Regions from separate parts of the Homo sapiens genome. Here region 1 is linked to region 2. A link is an interaction called in ENCODE POLR2A ChIA-PET data of the cell type or tissue named here. Cell type or tissue: PC-9. All regions are shown on one strand. Links, peaks and the distances in the headings refer to the core of each region. The heading gives the core; the rest is flanking DNA. Region 1 has its middle 72 kb from the start of UBE2E1. Region 2 overlaps UBE2E1 (ubiquitin conjugating enzyme E2 E1).

Evidence for each region. ChIA-PET counts read pairs that join two places held together with the same protein. Peaks named below come from ENCODE experiments on the same cell type or tissue, not always from the same donor. Only the 100,000 strongest peaks of a DNase experiment are listed, where the experiment ranks them.
Region 1: POLR2A ChIA-PET joins it to region 2 with 12 read pairs; 2 of 35 experiments call an interaction of 5 or more read pairs at or near these places.

What each region holds. Positions count from the first base shown.
Region 1 is chr3:23,727,875-23,740,132 of GRCh38, reverse strand. No RefSeq gene overlaps it. Among named protein-coding and RNA genes, the nearest start is that of UBE2E1, 72 kb to the left of the region's middle. In PC-9, for the core only: no CTCF peak of the experiment used is centred there; DNase peaks (open chromatin) are centred at 4,972, 5,472 and 8,972; H3K4me3 peaks cover 816 bases; H3K27ac peaks cover 6,340 bases.
Region 2 is chr3:23,832,327-23,844,584 of GRCh38, reverse strand. All of the region lies in intron 3 of UBE2E1 (ubiquitin conjugating enzyme E2 E1), which reads right to left. Among named protein-coding and RNA genes, the nearest start is that of UBE2E1-AS1, 32 kb to the right of the region's middle. In PC-9, for the core only: a CTCF peak has its summit at 10,257; no DNase peak of the experiment used is centred there; H3K27ac peaks cover 1,246 bases.

The sequences.
Region 1 (12,258 bases), core at 1,396-9,395, 100 kb after region 2:
TTTTTTATGTTCTGTAAGCAAGTAAAATTGATGTCTTGGAGAAGACTGATACCTCCCAGGCCATAGAGCTCTTCCTCAATGAATATTTCTTCATTAGATTGTGAATATTTCTGAAAAAGGAAAAGAATAAACCTAACAATAAGTAAAATGAGCCATACAGCAGCATGACAAACATTAGTAAGAGCTCGTGCTTAGAAAACAGTTCACAGCCTCTGGACATGAAATATCTATTTTAAACTAAATTGGGTCCTCAAATTCCACAGGCACAAATTCTTCTCCATTTCCTCATGGATGGGTAGATGGGACTGTTTGTTCTGTAGAGGTGGCAGTGTTTCAGGGAGGGTTTAAATGTCCACAGAACCATGTGGTTTTCCTTCAGCAGGCAAACTCTGGAGATAAATGTGACTCATGGTCATGATCCCTCAATGAGGGTTTTTAAAAATAACCTAAATCCTCTATTTTTAGAGAACCTGCCAAGCTGCAGTGCTGCGGGTTCCCTTTTTTTTTTTTTTAAACAGAAAGTAATTAACAATCTCTAATCCCTGAGGAGAATGGATATCACTGAAATTCCTGATATGGAAGCAAAAATGCACTGTCTTAACCAGAGGACACGGCTCCTGAACAAAGAGGGTTACCCTCCACGCATTGCCTGCCGTGGAAGAAGACAGCTAAATCCAAGGATCAAATCAATCAGAGAAAAGCAAATAGTTTTAAACTTCTAAGAGGTGTGATAAATAAGTGGGGGCTGAAGCAAAACTGTTTAAAAGCAGCTGAGTCCTTTATTTTTAAACAAGAGTTTCCCTGATGACTTGAGTTCATTTGTTATTCAATCACTTCCCAGTCAATGCTAAAGGTCTGAAAGCTTTTGGTATGTTTCAGTGGAATAATTTAAGTGCTCTAATAGAAAGACCAGAAGGGCGAATTATACAAATTTATTCTGAGTCAACCAAAAATTTCACAAAATAAGAGAACCTGTGGTTTGAGAAGAAAGAATGTACATCAATGGGCGTGTATGCCATTCCATACACGGGATGCCATTCCAATGGACAAAGACCTTTAGTCCAGATGACAAATAACTCAGGTGTGTGGCTCCACCCAGACCCTAATTTCACAGTTTCATACTAATTGAGTCACATATCATGACTGTGGTGGACCTGTCTCTGGGCATTTTCCAATTTTCAGTGAAGTTCATTAAAAAATTACAGAGGTTATCCATTTGAAAATGTTGCTTGGTTGACACTTTCTTTGAAGATCATCATAAACGAAGTTACTATTTGTCACACACACACATTATAAGTGTTCATACAGTGGTTTTTTTTTGTTTGTTTGTTTGTTTGTTTTGTTTTTTGAGACAAAGTTTTGCTCTATCGCCTAGGCTGGAGTGCTCGGCTCACTGCAACCTCTGCCTCCCAGGTTCAAGAGATTCTCCTGCCTCAGCCTCCTGAGTAGCTGGGACTACAGGCGCACACCACCACGCCTGGCTAATTATTGTAATTTTAGTAGAGATGGGGGTTTCACCACTTTGGCCAGGATGGTCTTGATCTCCTGACCTTGTGATCCACCTGCCTCCGCCTCCCAAAGTGCTGGGATTACAGGCGTGAGTCACCATGCCCGGCCCACACAGTGTTTAATAAATGGGAATCCCGGTTAATATTTGTTTTCCCCCTTTTTTTTTTTTTGAGATGGAGTCTTGCTCTGTCGCCCAGGCTGGAATGCAATGGTGCCATCTCGGCTCCCTGTAACCTCTGCCTCCCAGGTTCAAGTGATTCTCCTGCCTCAGCCTCCCGAGTAGCTGGGATTTGTATTTTTAGTAGCGACCGGGTTTCACCATGTTGGCCAGGCTGGTCTCAAACTCCTGACCTCAGGTGATCCACCCACCTCGGCCTCCCAAAGTGCTGGGATTACAGGCGTGAGCCACAGCGCCTGGCCTTGTTTTCCTTTTTTAGAGATAGGGTCTTGCTCTGATATTTAGGCTGGAGTGCAGTGGCATGATCATATCTCTCTGCAGCCTCGAGCTCCTGGGCTCAAATGATCCTCCCACCTCAGCCTCCTGAGTAGCTGGGACTATAGGCATACACCACTATGTCCAGTTTTATTTATTTATGTATTTTTAATTATACAGACAGGGGTATTGCTATGTTACCCAGGCTGGTCTCAAACTGCTGACCCCAAGCAATCCTCCTGCCTTGGCCTCCCAAAGTGCTGGGATCACAGGCATGAGCCACCACACCTGGCCTGCTTTTCTTAACATTACAGTCTACCAATTTATTTCCTCTTACCATTTTCTATTGCTTCTCCATGCTGTTGCTCTTCTTAAATTTTGTCATGTTGTTAGAATACATTCTTTCAAAATCCTTTCAAACAAGGTTTGTGAATGGTATATTTTCTGAACTCTTGCTTTTCTGAAATGCTTGTATTCGTTCCCAGGCGACTAATATTTGCATTTGATGTTTATGTTGACAACCTTTTCCCATCAGAATGTTAAAGATCTAGCTTCACTATCTTCCATCAACTATTGATGAGAAGTGTGAGGTCAGTGTGCCATTCTCCCTCTCTGTTTCTCTTTGCCTGTGCATGATCTGCTTTTCTCACAGAAATATTTAGGACTTTGTCTTTGGTGTTCTGAAATTTTACTACAATGTTACCACTATTTATGCAGCATTTTTCATCTGTCCTGCTTGGTCTTGTTGGAGACTTTAATTGGCTCATATATTTCACTAACTTGGGACATTTTTCTTCTGTTATCTTTTAAAGTACTTTCTCTCTTCCCGGCGTGGTGGCTCACGCTTGTAATTCCAGCACTTTGGGAGGCTGAAGCGGGCAGACCACCTGAGGTCAGGAATTCGAGACCAACGTGGCCAACATGGTGAAATCCCATCTCTATTTAAAACACAAAAAATTAGCTGGGAGTGGTTGTATGCACCTGTAATCCCAGCTACTCGGGGGGCTGAGGCAGGAGGATCGCTTGAACCTGGGAGGTAGATGTTGCAGTGAGCCGAGATCGTGCCACTGCATTGCAGCCTGGGGGACAAGAGCGAGACTTCATCTCAAAATAAATAAATAAATAAAGTACTTTCTCTCTCTCTCTCTCTCTTTTTTTTTTTTTTCTTTTTGAGATAGGGTCTGGCTCTGTCACCCAGGCTGGAGTGCAGTGGTGCAATCTCGGTTCACTGCAACTTCCGCCTCCTGGGTTCAAGCGATTCTCATGCCTCAGCCTCCGAGTAGCTGGAATTACACATCTGTGCCACCATGCCTGTCTAATTTTTGTATTTTTAGTAGAGACAGGATTTCACCCTGTTGGCCAGGCGGGTCTTGAACTCTTGATATCAGGTGATCCACCCGCCTTGGCCTCCCAAAGTGCTGGGATTACAGGCGTGAGCCACTGCGCCCGGCCCAAAGTATTTTATCTTATCTATCCTCTTTGTTCTCTCATTCTGGAAATCTTAGCCGGATATGGGAATTTATGAAATTATTTTCCATGTTCCTAACTTTTCTTTCATACTTTTTATCTCTTTCCAGGGAGTTCTTTAGTTCAATCTTCTAGCTCACTAATTTGTTCTCTTATTCTATTTAGTCCATCTACTTTTTAAAAAAATGTCTATGATCAAAGACTTAATTTTCAAAAAAAAAAATGTCTATGATCGAAGACTTAATTTTCAAGATCTCTGATTCAGCAGATGTAATATCTGCTTCTCTGTCCATGAAGATACAGGTTAAACTTATTCTAGAGTCATTTTCTATATTTTTCAATTAACTCTTTTCTCAGAGCTTGTTCTTTCATTTGTAAAATTTGATGTCTCCTTTCATGGGGTTAGTTTTCACGGTGGTTCCTGTTGTGAGCTTGAAGCAGGAGCTGGCAGGGCTCCATCTACCTTCCCCCAAATCCCTTTAACGCTTTAGTCTAAACAGGCTCCCGAATGCTTTTACTCCAACAGCCAGCATCTGTGCCTCTGTCGAGGTCCAGGCCTCAGCCTGATGGATGGGCACTTTGCCAGTGTACACCAAGAGCCAGAAGGGCCTGGGAGCTTATGTCCCCCGGGACAGTTTATGTACTGATGAGCACAGGAGATGTGGATCCTCCAGGCCCCTCACTGCTTGATGGGGGCACCTCTGTGGTGTGACCTGTACTATCTCCAGAGCTCCTTGTATGAAGCCAGGGTTATCCTCTGAGGGGTCTGTTTGCCATTACACCTTGGATGTTCTCTTCCCTTCCTGGTCCCAATTCCCCATATCCCTACCCATTCTTATTGTGAATATTTTCTAATAAGTCAGCTTCCTACAAGTCATCTCAGAAGCTATTTATAAGAACCCAGCCTAAAGCTGTGCTTATCGCTGTGAGTACTGGATTTGTTTACCATGGCCTGGATCCACTGGCTGGGGGAAGGGGCTGGGTGGGATGTGTGAACACACACATATAAATGGATCTGTAACAGGAGAATATGTACCTTTTAAGTGTTTTCTAGGAATTGGAGGGGGAGGCTTAAACATATGCTCAGCCTGCCTTCTCGGTCGAATCTCCATAAACATCTATTTTGTTTTTGTTCTTTTAATCACAAGCCAAAGCTACAAAAGCAGAGTGATGTAAAATGTTTGCTCCTGCCTAGCAAATTTCTCTCCTTTGGAGCACAACAACAAATTCAGCTGCAAATCAATCTTGAGCTGCAAAACTTGAACTTACTCCATTATTGGGCTCTTACCGTGTGCCAGGCACTGCATATACAACAATAAGCAAAAGAGACAAGGATATCCTTCCCTACCCCCACAGAGCATAATGGTTCATATTTTTGCCTACTCATATTCCAACCCCCCACCCTGAGGCCCCGCCATCTCTCTGTCTCTCTACCACTATCTCTTTTCCTATTTATTTTGGAAAAAGATTTGGCAACTTGTATCACAACCTCTAAGATTAAGTGTTCCCTTTGACACAGAAATCTCCCATTTCAGGAAGTCTATCCTAAGAAAGTTATACAAAAGCAGAGGAAAAATACGTGTATGTAAAGATGCCTATGCTCATATGCATCAATTTGTACAACAACCTAAATGTGCAATAGGGAAAAGGTTAACTCCTGTATATGTCAGAGCCACTGGATGGACAAATATGAAGAAATGGAAAATTATAATGGTCGGGAATATAATGGTTATCACAGAAAATGCTTATAATTTTAAGTGAAAAGAGCTAACTACTGTATATACAGTTGATTATGATAAATGATACAAAAAACATATGCATGCGGGCCCAGATTAAAGGAAATACACTCTGACTAAAAATAGAAGTGGTGTTAAGGTAGTAAGATTGTAGGTGAATTTTCTCTCTTCTGTTTTCAAATGCTATTTTTTTTCCTATTTAGATTTTAAATTTGGCTATAAACATTACTGAATGATTCTGAGGATTAAGAACCTGGAATGCTGTTCTTCTAGAATCTGAATCATACAACTATCTCCTTCTCAACATTCAGGTCCAGGTCACATACCACCTTTGCTGAGCACCTACCTAATTACCTCTGATTCCCAGCTCTAAACCACTCCCCCCAACATTCTGATTTCCTTTTCTTTAAGGCTGAAGAATTCTATCTAGAATTTTATCTTTTTTTTTTTTTTGAGACAGGGTCTCGCTCTGTCACCCAGCCTGGAGTGCAGTGGCGCAATCTCGGCTCACTGCAACCTCCACCTACCGGGTTCAAGCCATTCTGCCTCAGCCTCCTGAGAAGCTGGGATTACAGGCGTGTGACACCATGCCCGGCTAATTTTTTGTATTTTTAGTAGAGACGGGGTTTCACCATGTTGGTCAGGCTGGTCTCAAACTCCTGATCTCGTGATCTGCCTGCCTTGGCCTCCCAAAGTGCTGGGGTTACAGGTGTGAGCCAGTGCACCCGGCCCTATTTTTTTGAGACAAGGTCTCATGCTGTCACCCAGGGTGGAGTGCAGTAGCACGATCTCGGCTCGCTGCAGTCCAGCCATCCTCCTGCCTCAGCCTCTGAAGTAGGTGGTGGGACCATAGGTACACACCACCACGTTTGGCTAATTTTTGTATTTTTGGTAAAGACAGGATTTCAGTATGTTGCCCAGGCTGTTCTCAAACTCCTGGGCTCAAGCAGTCTGTCTGCCTTGGCCTCCCAAACTGCTGAGATTACAGGTGTGAGCCACTGTGCCCAGCCATTTTTTTTTTTTTAAATAGAGACAGGGTCTTGCTCTGTTGCCCATTCTAGAATTCAGTGGTACAATCACAGCTCACTGCAGCCTTGAACTCTTGGGCTCAGCTGATTCCCCCTCCTTAGCCTCCCAAGTAGCTAGGACTACAGGCTCATGCTACTGTGCCCAGGTTAGAATTCTATCTTATTTTTGCACTTATTTACTTGTTTATCATTTTTCTCTCCCAGCTAGAACATAAACCCCATGAGAAGAAAACTCTACAAATTTTGTTACCTGTAGTTCCAGTGTCTTCAATGCCAAGCTTTGGAGAATATTTGTTGAATGAATGTATTCATCTATTCATTCATTTCATGGTCTTGATAAGCCAGAGATAAAACACCCTTCACATTATAGACTATAATACCTTCTATGATCTCACCCTTCTTTCCTCCCTACTTTCACCTCCTATTTCTTCTGGCCTCAATTTTTTTTTTTTTTTTTTTTGAGACGGAGTCTCGCTCTTGTTGCCCAGGCTGGAGTGCAGTGGCCTGATCTTAGCTCACTGCAATCTCCACCTCCCAGGTTCAAGCGATTCTCCTGCCTCAGCCTCCCAAGTAGCTGGGATTACAGGCACCCGCCACCACACCTTACTAATATTTTATTTTTAGTAGAGACAGGGTTTCACCATGTTGACCAGGCAGTTCTTGAACTCCTGACCTCAAGTGATCCGCCTGCCTCAGCCTCCCAAAGTGCTGGGATTACAGGTGTGAGACACCGCGTCTGGCCATTCTGGCCTCAGATTTTAAGCTCTAGTCACACTGACTGCTTGAGGTTTCCCTCATATGCCATGCTGTGCCCATAGATGCATCTCCCCTCTCACCCAGCAGTGCCTCTGCCCAATATGCTCTTTCCATCTCACTTCACCCAAACAACTCTTCTTACTCAAGGTTCAGCTCGGTTGCCATTTTCTCCTCCCTCAATTGCCCAACTGGAGCCAAGTGCCATCCTGACTCCCCAGACACCTGGTGCCTTGATCTCCATCACCCTACTTTACAAAGGACTTTGTGTGGTATCTCGATCAGAATGGGAGCCTGTGAAAACAAGGAGGCACTTTATTAATTCTTATAATGACCTGCTTCCTGGTCAGTTCCTGGCATGCAGTAGGTGCTCAATAAATATTTGTTGAACTGAAATGAATTGTACTGCTGAGGACGGGAGTCTAACGTGTACGAGGCACAGCGCTGGATAGTATGGCATATGAACAAGAGTAACTAGGAATGAAGCAGATCGTAAGAGGTTAATTAGCATGCGCCAATTTCCTCTAGAGCAGAGATTACCAATCTTTGGCTAATATTTAAATATTAAGATATTTTGCATAAAACCCCACACATCTGTCATATTCTAAAAAATGAATAGTTCTGACAACAGGGCAATGATTGATTGGAACTAACTGGAAGTGTTTTTCTAATTACATGGACACGCAATTGTCAGTTTTCCGCAGGCCTCACCACTCCCCATACTTTGCTCATCTGAGGTCTGCTGTTAACGTGTTAAGAAAAATTACGAAAACTTGAAAATAAGGCAACAGCATATTTTCCAATATTATATTCAAGCATGTCTATTAGGTCCTGGTAGGGATTATTTAAATCTATAGGATCACACCTTCCAATACTGTAGCCACTAGCTAGCTGCCTGTAGCTATCTATATTTCTTTCTTTATTATTATTCTCTTTTGAGACAGATCTCATTCTGTCACCCAGGCTGGAGTGCAGTGGTGCAATCATGGCTCACCGTAGCCTTGACCTCCCCAGGCTCAAGTGATCCTCCCACCTCAGCCTCCTGAGCAGTTGGGACTACAGGCGCATACCATCACACCCTGCTAATTTAAAATTTTTTTTGTAGAGATGGAGTCTCACTATGTTGCCCAGGCGAGTCCGCAACTCTTGGACTCAAGTGAGCCTCCATTTTGGCTACCCAAATTGCTGGGATTGCAGATGAGAGCTACCATGCCTGGTGCTATTAATATTTGAATCTAAATTAGTTAAAACTAAATAAAATTTAAAATTCAGTTTCTCAGTCCTACTAAGTACATTTCAAGAGCTCCTGAGCCATATATGAGCACTTGAAATGTGGCTAACGTATTGGACAGCACAGATGTAGAACATTCCACCATTGCAGAAAGTTCTATTGAGGAATGTTGATCTAGCAAATGTACCTTGTTTGATTTACTATTGATTAGGGCCCAGAATCTGTGAAGTCACATGTTAACTTACAGATTTTTACCCAAATAGGTTTCTGTCTGTGGGAAAAGATAACCCCAGAGGTTACAGTGTAGTTGTCCCGTGAGACAGTAACCATTCAATTTGTGCCAAGTTATTTCAGCATGCCTTTGCTGACTGACTAGATAAACTCCTGTTCCTCAAATTTTCCCTTGAATTAACTTTACCACCCTGCTGATTTCCTCATTAATGAGTGTAGTAGGTTAAATGGTGGTCCCCCAAAATTATGTCCACATCCAAATCTTTGAAATGTCACCTTATTTGGAAAAAGGGCCTTTGCAGATACAATTAAATTAAGGATCTTGGGATAAGATCATCCTGGATTACCCATGTGAGCCTTAAATTCAATGATAAGTGTCCTTATAAGAGATGTGGCCACATGCCAAGAAGGCCAGAGAATGCTGGCAGCCACCAGAAACTGGAAGAAGCAGGGAAAGTTTCTCCCTTAGAGCCTTTGGAGGGAGTGAGGCCTGCTGTCATCTTGATCTTGGACTTCCGGCCTCCAGGACTGTGAGAGAACATGCTTCTGTCGTTTTGAGCCACCTGCTGGGTAATGATTTGTTGTAGCAGCCCTAGGGAGCTATAGCATCAGTTAAATGTTTGGTATGTGTTCATCTTATGAGTCATGTTTTTAACTTTGAAAAATTTTAACTTGGCCTGGTGTGGTGGCTGACGCCTGTAATCCCAGCACTTTGGGGAGCCGAGGCAGGTGGATCACCTGAGGTTAGGAGTTCAAGACCAGCCTGGCCAATGTGGCGAAACCTCCTCTCTACTAAAAATACAAAAATTAGCTAGGTGTGGTGGCGGGCACCTGTAGTCCCAACTACTCGGGAGGCTGAGGCAGGAGAATCTCTTGAATCTGGGAGGCGGAGGTTTCAGTGAGCCGAGATGGCACCACTGCACTCCAGCCTGAGTGACAGAGAGAGACTCTGTCTCAAAAAAAAACTTTTTTTTTTACTTTGAGATTTGCCATTTATATTCAAGTTCATGTTATTCCTTTCTCTCATATTCTTAGACTTATTTTTACCCTCCTGCCCCCGACAGTGTTTAAGATTGAGACACAATCCTTGACCTCATGGCTCAGCCTGGTAGGTAGAAACAGCCCAGAGATGTAGAGTGATGGCAGGCAGGTGAGTAGAGCCCTGTAAGCGCAGATTCTGGAACCAGCCTGCCTGGGGTCACATCCTGGCTCCACCGTAGGATGGGTCACGTTGGGGAAGTTATTTTTCCTGTCTGTTATTTGGTTGGCTCTTCTGTAAAAGAGGATAATAGTGGCCCGGTGCAGTGGCTCATACCTGTAAACCCAACACTTTGGGAGGCTGAGGCAGGAAGACAGCTTGAGGCCAGTAGTTACAGACCAGCCTGGGCAACATGGTGAGAACCTGTCTGTACAAGAAATTAAAAAAAAAAAAATTAGCAGGTGTGGTCACATGTGCCTGTAGTCCCAGATACTTGGGAGGCTGAGGTGGGAGGATCACTTGAGCCCAGGAGTTCAAGGCTGCAGTGAGCCATGATCACGCCACTGCATTCCAGCCTGTAGGACAGAGTGAGAAACTGTCTCTAAAAAAAAAAAAAGTGGATAATAGTAACTAACCCATATAACTTTGTGTCACTAAAGGCTACACACAGAGATATGCACCAAGTATTGAAAAAAATTCATTGATGTCACACACCGTGAATCAGCATTAAAAAAATCACAATTATCATGTAAAAGTACAGACTATTGCATTGCATGTTTATGTGTTAGGAATGTTATGGAAGCCAATGGAGTTAGCAGACAAGATACTAGTTAGGGACCACCCTTGGATCACCAGCCATGGAGGGGGACAAAAGGAAGCAGGAGTGGGCAGGGTGAGAAGTAGGCTGGGATGTGGCCCAGTGGCAGCCTGCGCTGCGCTCACAGGGAGTTTTAAATGGCCTTTCAGGGTTGTCCTCAGCTGAGCTGATAGGACCAGGCTTTTTTTCTCTTGCTGTCCTTGTCACCTGGTTGAAGTGGCTCTCTGCGGTAGAGGCAATCTCTGAAAAGGCTGTTGGCTGAGGCTGGCCACCACAGGCCTCCTCCCAGCAGCTGGGTGCCAGTTCCTTCGTGGATAGGGATCCAGACAGCATTTCACTTGCCCCCTAGAGTCTGTAATCCTCCTCTAGGGTGTCTTCATGTTTCAATAGCCAGGGGACCTTGAAAAGTGAGAGGTTGGCTGGGTGCGGCGGCTCATGCCTGTAATCCCAGCACTTTGGGAGGCTGAGGCAGGCGAATCATTTGAGGTCAGGAGTTTGAGACTAGCCTGGCCAACATGGTGAAACCCCATCTCTATTACAAATACAAAAAAAAGGCTGGGCGTGGTGGTGCATGCCTGTAATCCCAGCTACTTGGGAGGCTGAGGCAGGCGAATCGCTTGAACCCAGGAGGTGGAGGTTGCAGTGAGCTGAGATTGCACCACTGTACTCCAGCCTGGGCTACAGAGCTGGACTCCATCTCAACAACAACAAAAAAAAGAAAGGTGAGATTCTGTCCCAGGGTGGGCCGACTGTGGCATCACCCTCCCTCTCCCTGGCTGCAGGTGACAAGTCAGTGTTATCTTCTGCCCACTCCTCCCCTCCTGCTGACAGCCTCCCCCCATTACCTCCCTCTCCTGTTTCAGGGTTGCCCTTGGTGCAGACTGGTCTAGGAATGGGGGAAAGCTGGGGGAGGGAGAGGCCAGATAGGAGCTGAGAACTCCCTTCCCCAGGACTGCCTGAGCTTGTCATGCACTTCACGTTCTTCAGGTCTGTGTCCCCACACCGCCCTGGGCCAGCCACACCTCCTCCTGCAAGGAGGAGATCTGTGTGCAAAGGGGCAGCCCCTAGGCTGCCTTTCAAATAACACAAGGAGCTACTCTTTAAAAGCTTAAATTCCAAAGGGATTATTCCTGTCAGGGGAAAGGAATAAAAAGAATCCACTTCTGTAAACATGAAACAAAGATCAGAATAAGGATTTAAGAGTAATGCTCAGCTAAGCCACAGAAAAAGGCACAGAAGCCCACGCGCTGGGCTGGGTTCTTGTTTCTGCTCCCTTAGAAGAGAGAAATGGTTAAGTGAGTGGGTTGCCTGGAGGATTCAGCTGGTTGGAGGGGAGAGATTTTGAGATGGCACAATCTCAAGCTCCCTGGTTGGCCTTGTTGGGAGAAGCGGACAGCTGTGAAAGGGATCTGTGCATTTCTCCTCATGCCAGCATGCCCATGTTGTCCCCTGGGTGCAAAAGGATGGGGACAAAGTCACAGCACTGGAGTGAGGCCAGGGTTATCAGTGTCAGTTGTGATGTTGCCTCTCCCTTTGCATGGAGTAAGACTGACTGCTTCTAATCTGTGTTTTTTTTTTGTTTGTTTGTTTTTTGTTTTGAAACAAGGTCTTACTCTGTCTCCCAGGCTGGAGTGCAGTGGTGCAATCTTGGCTCACTGCAACCTCCGCCTCCCACACTCAGGTGATCCTCTCATCTTAGCCTCCCAAGTAGCTGGAATTACAGGCACGCACCACCATGCCCAGCTAATTTTTGTATTTTTAATAGAAACACGGTTTTTCCATTTTTGCCAGGGTGGTCTCAAACTCCTGTGCTCAAGCTATCCTCCTGCCTCCTCCTCCCAAAGTGCTGGGATTACAGGCATGAGCCACCATGCCCGGCCTGGTTCTAATCCTTATTTATCCTGCTACCTAGTAGCTTGTATGACCCCAGGAGAGTCACTGACCACACTGACCCTGGGCTTTATTTTTTAATCTGTACAATGGGGATAATACCTAGTATATCAGTAATGGCCTAGTATGCAAGTACAGAAACCAAGTCTGCCTACATTAAACAAAAAGGGAGGCTGGGCGCAGT
Region 2 (12,258 bases), core at 2,702-10,701:
AAGCCCTATGATCCCCTTGCAGTTCTGCTTAATTCTTACAGAGGTCCAAAAAAGATTACGGACCAGAATGTTCACTGTTAGTGGGGATGGAGAGCTGGAAACGATCTGGTCTTCTATAAGATAAAATGAGTATACCCCTTGGAATACTATGTGGCTGTTCAACGCAATGAATTAGATGCTTGCATAGCAACAGGGAGAGAGCTTAAAACATTGTGCTTAGAAAAATGTAAGAAAGAATTAGGCATCATTTATGTAAGTTAAAAATACAAACACTAAATACATTTTACAAGAACACAAACAATATAGTGAAAGGCATTAGAATGGGTGCTTTTGGGGCAGAAGTAGAAAATGAGGATAAAATAGAATAAAATAAACAAGCAGGAAAGAGGAGAAAAAGGAATCAACCTTTACTGGGGGAAGGGGAGGGCTCACAAACACTAGGCTAGCTAGCTGTAGCCTGCGCCTTAGAGACTACTCACAAACCCCACCCACATGGCTCTCCCACAAATTATTTTTACATACTCCCATTTTACATATGAGTTGCCTTCATTAAAGGAGCCCTAAGAGCATAAAAAATTACACATGGTGGAAGAAATATCAAGAAGATATCGTTAAGTCAGTACAACTGCAGGATAAAGATGGCAATATCTGTAACTCGGGCAACCAGAAAAAAATACATTAAAGAGATAAAAATATAAAAACACAGGAAAAGCATTTGGGTGAAAGAAGAATTAAGTTTTAAGTTTTGGACACAGTTTGTTGTTAATTTTCACTGTTTGGCTGAAAATACTGACTCCAGAAGGCAGTCAAGAATAGCTAGAATACATCTGAGGGTCATTTGGATTGTCATTGTCCAAACTGCCACACAGTTGTTAAAGATGACACTGGTATGGAAGATGCTTGTGAAGCTAATGATGTGGGATGCTCTGGGGGAGTTGGAAGGGTGCTGGTTCAAAACAAAACAACCAATAGGAAGCAGGGGAGAAATGACTGTGGAAGGTGAGAGTGGAGTAGGCAAATTATTATAGATCTCATTTATTGAAAGTTGATTATGTGTAACATAAGCTAAATACTTAATTGTGTGTTCAAATGCCACTATATTCTAACAGCAGTAGGTGCCAAAGACTTAAGACATTTATGCAGCAAGCAAACTCAGAACTGAGAAAATCTATATTATCATTATGTGAATGGTGTGCCACAGTTGTGCAACTCAATGGTCCTGACTCATAAAACATTGTGCACAGTTCCGAATGTCAACAAATATTTAACACATATTATATGCTAAGCAATATGTTAGGAACTGTATGTCCTGCAGTCAACAAGACTGGCATTAACCTCGATTATACAAACTAAGTCCAGGTATTATGGTAACCTAATGGTCTTGCCTCTGTCCCTGTCACTACTCTCAACAAAACTTAGTCTGGGGGGACAGATGGCTTCCCAAAGAAAGTCCATTTTAATCTGAAAAAAATTGTCCTTGAACTATGCTCCTGCTAAAAAAAAAAAAAGCTTTAAGCCAAATAATCATACTATATACTACTATAATATATATTTTTATATGTAACTGTAACATATATAGTATATATGCTATGCCACAGTATAATAGCACATGGGATATTTTATGGTATAAAGTTATACCATAACTACCATAATCATGCTACTATAGGGTTCTTTATTCAAATAAAACAAGCCCTTGCCCTCAGAGGTTATAGTTAGATTACAGAGATATGGAAAATTTGATCTTTTGAACATCTATTCCAGAAGACTCAAAGTTATTATTGTTTATTCCATTTACTGTTGTACAATTAGAAATCTTTATTCCCTCAAAAAGTATAAAAACTTATGTGTGACTTCAAAAACCAAAATTAAAATTTTTAAAAACCGAATAGCGCACTTGTAATTTGTGATAATGAGATTTTACGTCACAAAAAATGCTGTTCAGTGTTGACACAGAGGTATGAGACTCCGACTTATTTCCTCAAGCTATGAATTCAGCTTACATAACAAAAGGAGGCCTTGAAATATCTTGCCTTATTATCTCACTTAGGATGACAAAGTTTAGTGATATTTATAGCAAATGATAATAAAATAAAAAGGTATATTCTTCAAAGAAAAACGAACAACAGGCCGGGCAACATGGCACGACTCCGTCTCCACAAAAAAATAGAAAAATTAGCTGGGAATCGTGGCATGTGCCTGTCATCCCAGCTACTCAGGAGGCGAGGTGGGAGGACTGCCTGAGCCCATGAGGTTGAGGCTGCAGTGAGTCGTGACTGCACCACTGCATCCCAGCCTAGGCGACGAATTGAGACCCTGTCGCCAACAACAACAACACCACACACACACACACACACACACACACACACACACACACACACACACACACCCCTTCACTTACTGGGTCATGACATAGTTCAATCTTTCTTCTTACCTGATCCTAACATCTGAGATTCCACTGCCCATTATAGTCAAACCAAAAGTTACACCACATTTACTTTCACCTAGTTACAATAAAGGTTTTAAGGTAAATGCATTTTCTGATTCAGTGTAACAATCACTAGGATAATCAAAGTACTAAATCATGTACCTCAAGTTTTTTGTAAAAGATTATCCCATTTTGCCCTCTAACAGCAGTCAGCCACTCAACACTCACCTAGAATACCTTCATCTCTCTCCTAATAGAACTCTAAACCATCTACCCCCAAACATACGTCCACAAAACAAAAAGATCTAGGAGAGTCATATAAAAACTGTGACTGTCAGCTGCATGTGACTTTTTCACTCACCAACCCATTGGATTTCAAATTTCTGTGTCAGAATAATACAGTACAATACTGAATTCAAAGGTAATAGTCATGTGGGATTGTTTTTGTTTTGGTTAATGGTGGCTACAAATGTGGCTCCAGAATCCTAGAACTGTGAATGGCATGATACATGAAAAAGTATGAGAGATGAATGCATGATATTTATATTTTCTCCCTATTAGACAGAAAACATTTTATCTGCAAATCCAACAGAATTCATGGAAAGTAGAAATGCAATCTCTAACAATGCGGCCATTACAAGTCCAACTCTAATCAACACATATAATATAAATATTCTTGTGGTATGGCTTGACCTTTAATCGTATTAGAATTAATACGTGCTCAAAGCACATCTAATTCTGAGTAAGAAGAGTAGAGAGACAGAAAAAAATCAATCATCTATTCTTAAAAAAAAAACCCTAAAACAATTAAAAATTCTAATGACACAGTTCAGCTGATATGGCCAGAAACAGTATCAGTCTCTAAATGCCAAGATGAATTTTAAATAAAATCTAACTCTTACCCATTTATAGCAGATAAAATTGAAACATAGCCATTTAAGACGAGCTTAATTTTTTTCCTCGCTCATGATGTAAAGAATCCAATAACTCTTTATATCTTTTCAATCTTTTCAAACAGTTCACCCGCATCTCTAAAAGTAAATAATATCATTATAGATGTATAAAAGCTGAAACAGCATGAAAGTATTGTTTTCTAACGACTAATCTTTATTTACAAAAAGTATCATGGGCTGTAAAGTCACTTCAGCTTCTAACCAAGATGGTATATCAGATACTAAATCTGCCCTACCACTTAAACAACAAAAAAACTGACAAAATATATAAAACAGCAGTTTCCATACACTGGACATCAGGTAGTGCAAGGCAGTGATCTCTGAGAAAGGAAAACTAAATATATTGAGACCTACAATCGCCTGTGGTGCAGGAAGGAATAACCTAAGTGGTCAGAGTTCACAAGTACCAGAGCTGCACAGAGACAGAACTCCGGAGATCTGTAGAGGGTCCCGTCAAGTATTTACCTAAGCATGAATTAGCACATGCATGAGAGGACACTACGCAATGCCAGGGAAAGAATCACCAGAGAACAGAGAGAACACTCCCCAGAGCTCGCACAGGGCTGAGAATAGTTTGCATTGCCATTAGTCAGAAAGAAAAAGACCCTGGTAACTTATGGGCCATCCAGCAGAATACTCAGAATGGTGATGCCTCAGTGAATGGTAAAAATTAGCCTTAATAGCTGTTCTGGTCACTCTCAAAAGCAGGCTTCAAAAGGAGGCCTTAAAAGCTTAAAAGCAGGCCTCAAAAGGATCAGACTAAGTTCCAACTTAACTGCACCTTACGACAAAGCTCAAGAATATTTTTAAGAATACAAAAAGGCAGCACTCAAAAAGGCAAAATTCACAATGTTTGGTATCCAACAAAAAATTATCACGCATGTGCAGGGGCTTGAAAATATAAGGTAAAAAACCAATCAATAGAAACTGATCCAGAAATGACCCAGATAATGAAATTAGTGGACAAAAAGACAGTAAACGCTTGTTATAACTGTAATCATAAATTTAAAATGATAAATACCTGACCATGGTAAGTGGACTCATAGAAATTATAAAAAGATCCAAATCAAACTTCCAGATATGAAGAAATACAACAACTGAGATTAAACATATACTGAAATTAACAGCATGTTAGACTATGCAAAGGAAAAATAAGAAACTTGAAGTCAGCCATAAAAATTATTCAAATGAAACACAGAAAACAAACTTTCTTTCCAAATATGATGAAACTATAAGCTCATAGAGCCAAGAAACTGAACAAACACCAAGCACAAGAAATACAAAAAATAAAAAAACTACATCAAAAGGTATATCATAATCTAACTGTGTAAAACCAGTGATAAAGAGTAATTCTTAAAAGTAGCCAGACAAAAAGATGACACATTATATGGAGAAACAAACTAAGGATTACAGAGTTCTCACTGGAAACAATGCAAGTCAGAAGACAGTTACATAGCATCTTTAAGTAAAAAACAAAACTGTCAGCCTAAAATCCTATATCCAACAGGAACATTTCCAAAAAAAAAGACAAAGATTTTTTTCAGACATAATAAAACAAAGAATTTGTCACCAGCAGACCTGACTGCAAGAAATGTTAAAGGAAGTCTCTCAGGCAGAAGGAGATGTCAGTGAGTGAATATCTGAAACTATACAAAGAAAAAAAGAACACCAGAAATGGTAATAAATGTGTGGAAAATATAAAATTTTAAATTATTATTATTATTATTATTATTTTCTTTTTTTGAGACAGACTCTCTCTCTGTTGCCAAGGCTGGAGTACAGTGGAGTGATCTTGGCTCACTGCAACCTCTGCCTCTTGGGTTCAAGTGATTCTCCTACCTCAGCCTCCCAAGTAGCTGAGACTACATGCGCATGTCACCATGCCCGGCTAATTTTTTTGTATTTTTAGTAGAGACAGGGTTTCACCGTGTTAGCCAGGATGGTCTCGATCTCCTGACCTCGTGATCCACCCGCCTCAGCCTCCCAAAGTGCTGGGATTACAGGCATGAGCCACCGCACCCGGCTAAATTATTTTTTAAATCTCTTAAAAGATAATGTTTAAAGCAAAAATAGTAACAATATATTTTGGGGTTTATAACATGCAGAATAAAATATATGACAATAACAGCACTAATGCTGGGAGAGGGATTGTTGAGGGGTCGCTGTGGGTGAAGGGGTATAATTATCACGTGAACGTAGTCTGTGATAAGCTAAAGATGTATTCTATAAAGATGTATTCTAAAGCAACCACTAAAAAACAAACAAAAAAAGTTATAGCTGGTAATACAGAAGAGAAATTAATTAATATAGTATCATTAAAAAAAAAAAAACTCAACCCAAAAGCAAGCATGAAAAAAGGAAATACAAATAGGATAAATTGAAAATTAATTTAAATCTAATTATATCAGGCCTGGCACGGTAGTGGCTCACACCTGTAATCCCGGCACTCTGGGAGGCCGAGGCAGGCAGATCCCTTCAGCTCAGGAGTTTGCGAACAGCCTGGCCAACATGGTGAAACTCCATTTCTACTAAAAATACAAAATTTAGCCAGGAGTGCTGGTGCATGCCTGTAATCCCAGCTACTTAGGAGGCTGAGGCAGGAGAAATCTCCTGAACCCTGCAGGGCGGAGGTTGCAGTGAGCTGAGATCAGGCCACTGCACTCCGGCCTGGGTGACAGGGTAAGACTCCATCTCAAAAAATAAAAATAAATAAATAAATCCAATCATGTCAACAATAACATTAAATGTTAATGGTCTAACCATTCCAATTTAAAAGCAAAGATTGTCAGATTGGAAAAACAAGCAAGTCCCAATTATATGCTGTTTAAAAGAAACCGCTAGTCCAGGCATGGTGGTTCATGCCTGTAATCCCAGCACTTTGGAAGGCCTAGGAGGGAGGATCACTTGAGCCCAGAAGTTCAAGACTAGCTTGGGCAACATGGCGAAACATTTTCTACCAAGAAGTTCAAAAATTAACCAGGTGTGGTGGCTCACGTTTATAGTCCCAGCTACTTAGGAGGCTGAGGTAGGAGGATTACTTGAGCCCGGGAGGCTGAGACTGCAGTAGGCTGTAATTGTGCCACTGCACTATAGCCTGGGCAACAGAACAAGACCTTGTCTCAAAAAAAAATAAAATAAATAATAAAAATAAAGAAAATAAACCCCTATTATATATTTTTAAAGTCCTGTACCAGCTATCACTTATTAGATACTAACCAATGAAAAGAACTTCTTTGCAGAGCCTTAAAAGTATCAACCTGTTTTAATAAGCAATGCAGATTAGTGGACAAGCAGAAAGAAAAGGGAAATTCCCAACAGCATGGTCAAGATTTCTAATTCTCAGTTCTCCATATTACCTGTCTACCTTCTATTGAAAGTTTGTAGTATTTAATTTTCCACATGCCAAAAGTTCCTCAAAAGATTGAAGGTGGTAAAAACGCTGCTTCTCAAACAAAACTTTCTTACTCAAACCAGGTGTAGGCTAGTCCTCTAAAAAACAAAACACCAAAACCAATCAGCCAACCAAAGAAAAACTATCTCCAACGCTTTATAAAATGCAGCAAGGAGCTAGTAATTTTTAAAACATATCACATAATATATCACAAATCCTCTGAATTTCAAATTGGAATCAGCCAATGGCTAAAAATAAAAACACATAGCAAGTTGGACTGGGATGGTGCAGGCAACAGTCCCAAAATTCAGTCCCTCCTCTCTGCAGAAGAAAGCAAATGTATCACTAAATAGCTTACAGTTAACACATTACTATCTTTTTGAGACACCAGTATCCTGGGGATACTTACAGTTTTGAGAGCTTCTCAAGTATTAGTGCTGGGTTTGGAACACACTCCCTGGCTCAGGTCCTAAATCTAAACAGAGCACTCAGACTCCTGTATTTTAATTCTGGCTCCCAAACTTTCTAGCTTTATGATCACAGGCAAGTTACTTAACTTTTTTATGTTTCAACTTCCTCACCTGTATAACTGAGGTGAAAATAATAGTATAACTTTTTTGTTAGTGTTAGTGCTTACTGTGAGCCAGGCACTGTTCCAAGTGCTTTATATACATTTCTAAATCCTAAAAACTCTATGAGGTAGGCATTATTATCCCTATCTTACAGATAAGGAAACAGAGTAGAGATTTATGTTCCTTCCCCAAATTACATAGCTATTATGTGAGAGCTAGGATTTTAACTCAGTCTGGCTCCAGAACCTGCCATGTTACTCAATATGCCAAACAAGTTAACAAGCCACAGATTTCCCAAATTGCCCATCTTTTCATGATAGACCATAAACTACTTAACAAGAGCTTTATCTTCTTCATCATGAGTGATGCCACCATCTAGCACAAAGAGAACATAAACTAGATCAATCATAGTGTGCAGAATGAATAGATTCCTGGGCATGATTCTGTCTGTCATATGTCATTTACTTTCACATGCCCCTGAGGGACACGGTAGAGAGTGTACAATGGTTAAGAATCAGAAGACCCATGTTCTATCCCAACCATACCAGTCCTCAGCTGAGCCATTTTAGGAAAGTCACCTCACTTCCCTAGATCTGAGTGTGTTCATTTGTAAAATGAGGAACTGAACTAGATCTAAGTTCCCTTTCAGCTCTAAAACTTCCAAGAAAAGCCAATGTCACTCTTTTGGAAAAAGAACAAAAGAGCTGCCTCACTGAAATACCTTGCAGTTTTCAGAGGAACACACACATCTCTTCTATTGCTTACTTAAAATCCCTTACTCCCCTAGACTAAGGGCTCCAACAGAGTCTGGACCTAGTCTCTCCTGTTTATGTCTTCCCCAGTACAGCACATGGCATGTGGAAGACATCTGATGTTTAATGAGTAAATACATTATAGGTGAAAACTTGTGAGGACTAAGTGAAAAGAGAAACTCTTTTTTTATATAGCATTCTAAATCAGTTATTTCCTAAATTCATGAATGGATGGCTAATTTTACTAGCTGGATATTCATTTTAGATATTCCTATTAACTTTAGTTATAAAAACTCTCTTGTAAAGATTTATTCACAAGGCTTTTTAAAATGCTTTAACTTCTTGCTGTTTCAATGTATTTCATCTATATCCTAAACAGTTCTTGTTCCAAATGTCCTATTTAACAGAAAAATCGTAATCTTAACATCAACAGCAAAAGCTCAAAACATTTTTTCTGAAATATATATCTTATCTGTGCCATAAACTAGATCATAAAAGCAGCAGCTGAAAAGAAGTTATTAGAAATAGCTTAAAACTCACAGGAAACAGATGCTAACTTTCCCTCCCTGCCTCCCCCTTTCCTAATGCCTTTAAATATAAAGCTATTACGTGTTGAAATGAACCTTTTATTTTGAGGATTATTTATGTAGATTATCCAGAGAAATTTAATGCAGTCTCAATTCACCAGAATTTTTCAAACAATAATCTGCAAATTGATACAGGTAAACCGTGAGATTTAACTTCTAATGTCTAAAAAAAGGGGGGAGGAGGGGAGTTTCTAAAATTGATTCACTTTTTATTTTGAATAATTGATGATTATATGTCATAAAAGCCTGGAAATTACCAGAGGTACACTGTATGCAAATTTTAAAACGTATACATTACTTTAAAAGTATACATTACTTCCTTGGTTCTTACCCTTGGCTTCTGAGTTTTGTTTTAATGCAGGTGTGGGAACCTCCCCTAGAGATGATTCCAATAGGATGGGGCCCTGGTGTGACTGTTTTTTGTTCTGGTTTTTGTTTTGAGGCAGGTCTTGTTCTGTGGCTCAGGCTGGAGTGTACTGGCATGATCCTAGCTCACTTAGCCTCGACCTCCTGGGCTCAAGTGATCTTCCCACCTCAGCCTCCTGAGTAGCTAGGACCACAGGTGCGCACCAGCACATCTAGCTAATTTTTAAATTTTTTGTAGACAGGATCTTGCTATACTGCCCAGGCTGCTCTTAAACTCCTGGGCTCAAGCAATCCTCCTGCCTCAACCTCCCAAAGTGCTGAGATTACAAGCATGAGCCACCCAACCTGGCCTGCATTTTTTTAAAACATTACATGTAACTGAGATAGCAGCCAAGGTTGAGAACTACTTCATTAAACATTTAACAGTTAATGCTAGACTGCTTCAAGTAGGTGATCAGGTTAACTCAATATGTAAAACCTAAAAATGTTAAAATATTGTACAATTAGTCCCGTATTTTTTTTTCTATGCTCTTATTCTCCATTTTAAACATTATCAATTTGAGCAGTGATTCCTCACATTGCTTTTTATGCATTACAGGGAATACCACAAGTCTTAAAACATAATTCAGTATGAATTCATTTTAGTTTTAAATTTCCTCCAAAGTGATTTCTTTCATTACATTAATATTTTAAGTTAAAAAATTTATAAAACAAAACTGTAAGAAAAAACATCAGCCAATTTCTAATCTCAAAGAGCTTTCCTAGTATTAAAAAGAGCAGTGTAAGTTTTTTTTTCCTTTTTTATTTTTAGAGACGGGGTCTCGCTCTGTCATCCAGGAAGGAGTGCAGTGATGCAATCACAGCCCACTGCAGCCTCAAACTCCTGGGGTCAAGAAATCCTCCCATCTCAGCTCCCCAAAGCACTAAGATTACAGGCTTGAACCATGGCACCTGGCCTTTTTTTCATTTTTTAAATAAAAAGCTGCCAGGAGCAGCTAGCAGTGCTGTTCAGGGAAAAGAACTTGGAAAAAGCACAGGAGGAAGGAAGGTTAGAAGCAAACACAGAAAAGCTACAGAGTAATGGGACATGCTACAGAGGTTATGTGAGAAAGATGGGGGAATTTTAAGTGGGCAAGTAGAACAATTAGACATATTTTAGAAAAATCACCCTAAATGGTGACAAACATTTGTCCTCTGAAGGAGAATTTGATGGGGGTTATTAGCTCTGATTTATAGATGAGAAAATAAAGCTGCTAGAGGTTAAATGATCTGCCCAAGATTATAGTGCCATCAAGAGGCAGAGTTAAGATTTGAACTCAATGGTGAGACTCAAAACCAAGCTTTTATTACAGCAAAGAAAACTGTATGACTATCACAAATGAGCTGTAAAAGGCCTTGTCCAAAGACACTTCAAAAAATGTTTTAAATAATGGACCAAGAGTTAACCTCTTGAAGTTTTATTTTATTTCTTTTTATTTATTTTTTACCATAAGGCTTTTTTGCACTGTTGAAATTTTCTGATACAAAACTTCTGGCATCTTTTTATTTTTATTTTTTTTTGAGACAGGGCTGGAGTGCAGTGGTACAAACACGGCTGACTGCAGCGTCAACCTGTCGGGCTCAAGTGATCCTCCCACCTCAGCCTCTCGAGTAGCTGGGACTACAGGCACATGCCACCATGCCCAGCTAATTTCCTAAATTTTCTGTAGAGATAGGGTCTCGCTGTGTTGCTCAGGTTTGTCTTGAACTTCTAGCCCCAAGAAATCCTTCTGCCTTGGCCTCCCAAAGCGATGGGATTACAGGCATAAGCCATCACGCCCAGCCACTTTTGGCATCTTAAATAAACCTCATTTCTTCACAGTCATGCCTATAATTTTCTTTACATAGACAACAACATTTGCTGTAAAATATAAGAAATTATCTTCTCTCTAGCTTTGCTAACATTACCATTGCTTTCCGACATCTTGTTCATCTGCATTTAATACTCTGTTTAACTACTGCTATGACATGGCTTTCAGACTCTCATGTGGCGTTCTGAATCAGTGTTTATTTGTATCTTCCAACCTGACTCTATTAATATTCTAAAAATAGGGAAAAACAATTTATCTAAAATAATAAAACTAATTCATTAATGTAGCACCTTCCAAAGGTGCCTAGGAAACAAATGCTTCCCTAGTGGGAAGGTCTATTAAATTCTTAATTTTAAATATATGACTATCAAATAGTTCACTGTCAAGAAAGGCACATACCATATACCAATCATTTTTTAAGGTTAGGAACAAGCAACACAAAACTCATATTTTAAAAATAAAAAATATCTCCATTTTATACTCTACTGAGAGGTACGTTATGGAAAATAAAAGGAAGTGCTAAGAGACAAATATATGGAGACTGAGGAAAAATGGGAGAAAAGGGACAAAAATTGAAAAATTGACCAAAAGGTATGGTGTTATATAGTTAAAATTAACTTGAATACTTTATATTTTTCTTTTTCTCCCACTTTTTGAGACAGGGTCTCACTTTGTCGCCCAGGCTGGAGTACAATGGCACAAACACAGCTCACTGCAGCATCAATCTCCTGGGCTCAAGCAATCTTCCTGCCTCAGCCTCCCAAGTACATGGGATGACAGGCACACCACCACACCTGGATTATTTTTTAAAATTTGTTTTGTAGAGATGGGGGTTTCACCATGTTGCTCAGACTGGTCTCAAACTCCTGGGCTCAAGCAATCCACCCGCCTTAGCTAACCAAAGTGCTGAGATTACAGGTGTGAGTCACCACATCCCTGTATTTTTCTTTTTTTGAGACAAAGTCTCGCTCTGTTGTCCAGGCTGGAGCGCAGTGGCAAGATCTTGGCTCACTGTAACCTTCGCCTCCCGGCTTCAAGCGATTCTCTCTCAGCTCACTGCAACCTCTACCCACTGAGTTCAAGCGATTCTCTCTCGGCTGACTGCAACCTCCACCTCCCGGGTTCAAGCGATTCTCCTGCCTCAGCCTCCTGAGTAGCTGGGATTACAGGTGCCCACCACCACGCCTGGCTAATTTTTGTACTTTTAGTAGAGATGGGGTTTTGCCATGGTGACCAGGCTGGTCTCAAACTCCCGAGCTCAGGTGATCTGCCCACCTCGGCCTCCCAAAGTGCTGGGATTACAGGCGTGAGCCACTGCGCCCAGCCCCCCACACCTCTATATTTTTCTTTACAGGTCTCCTC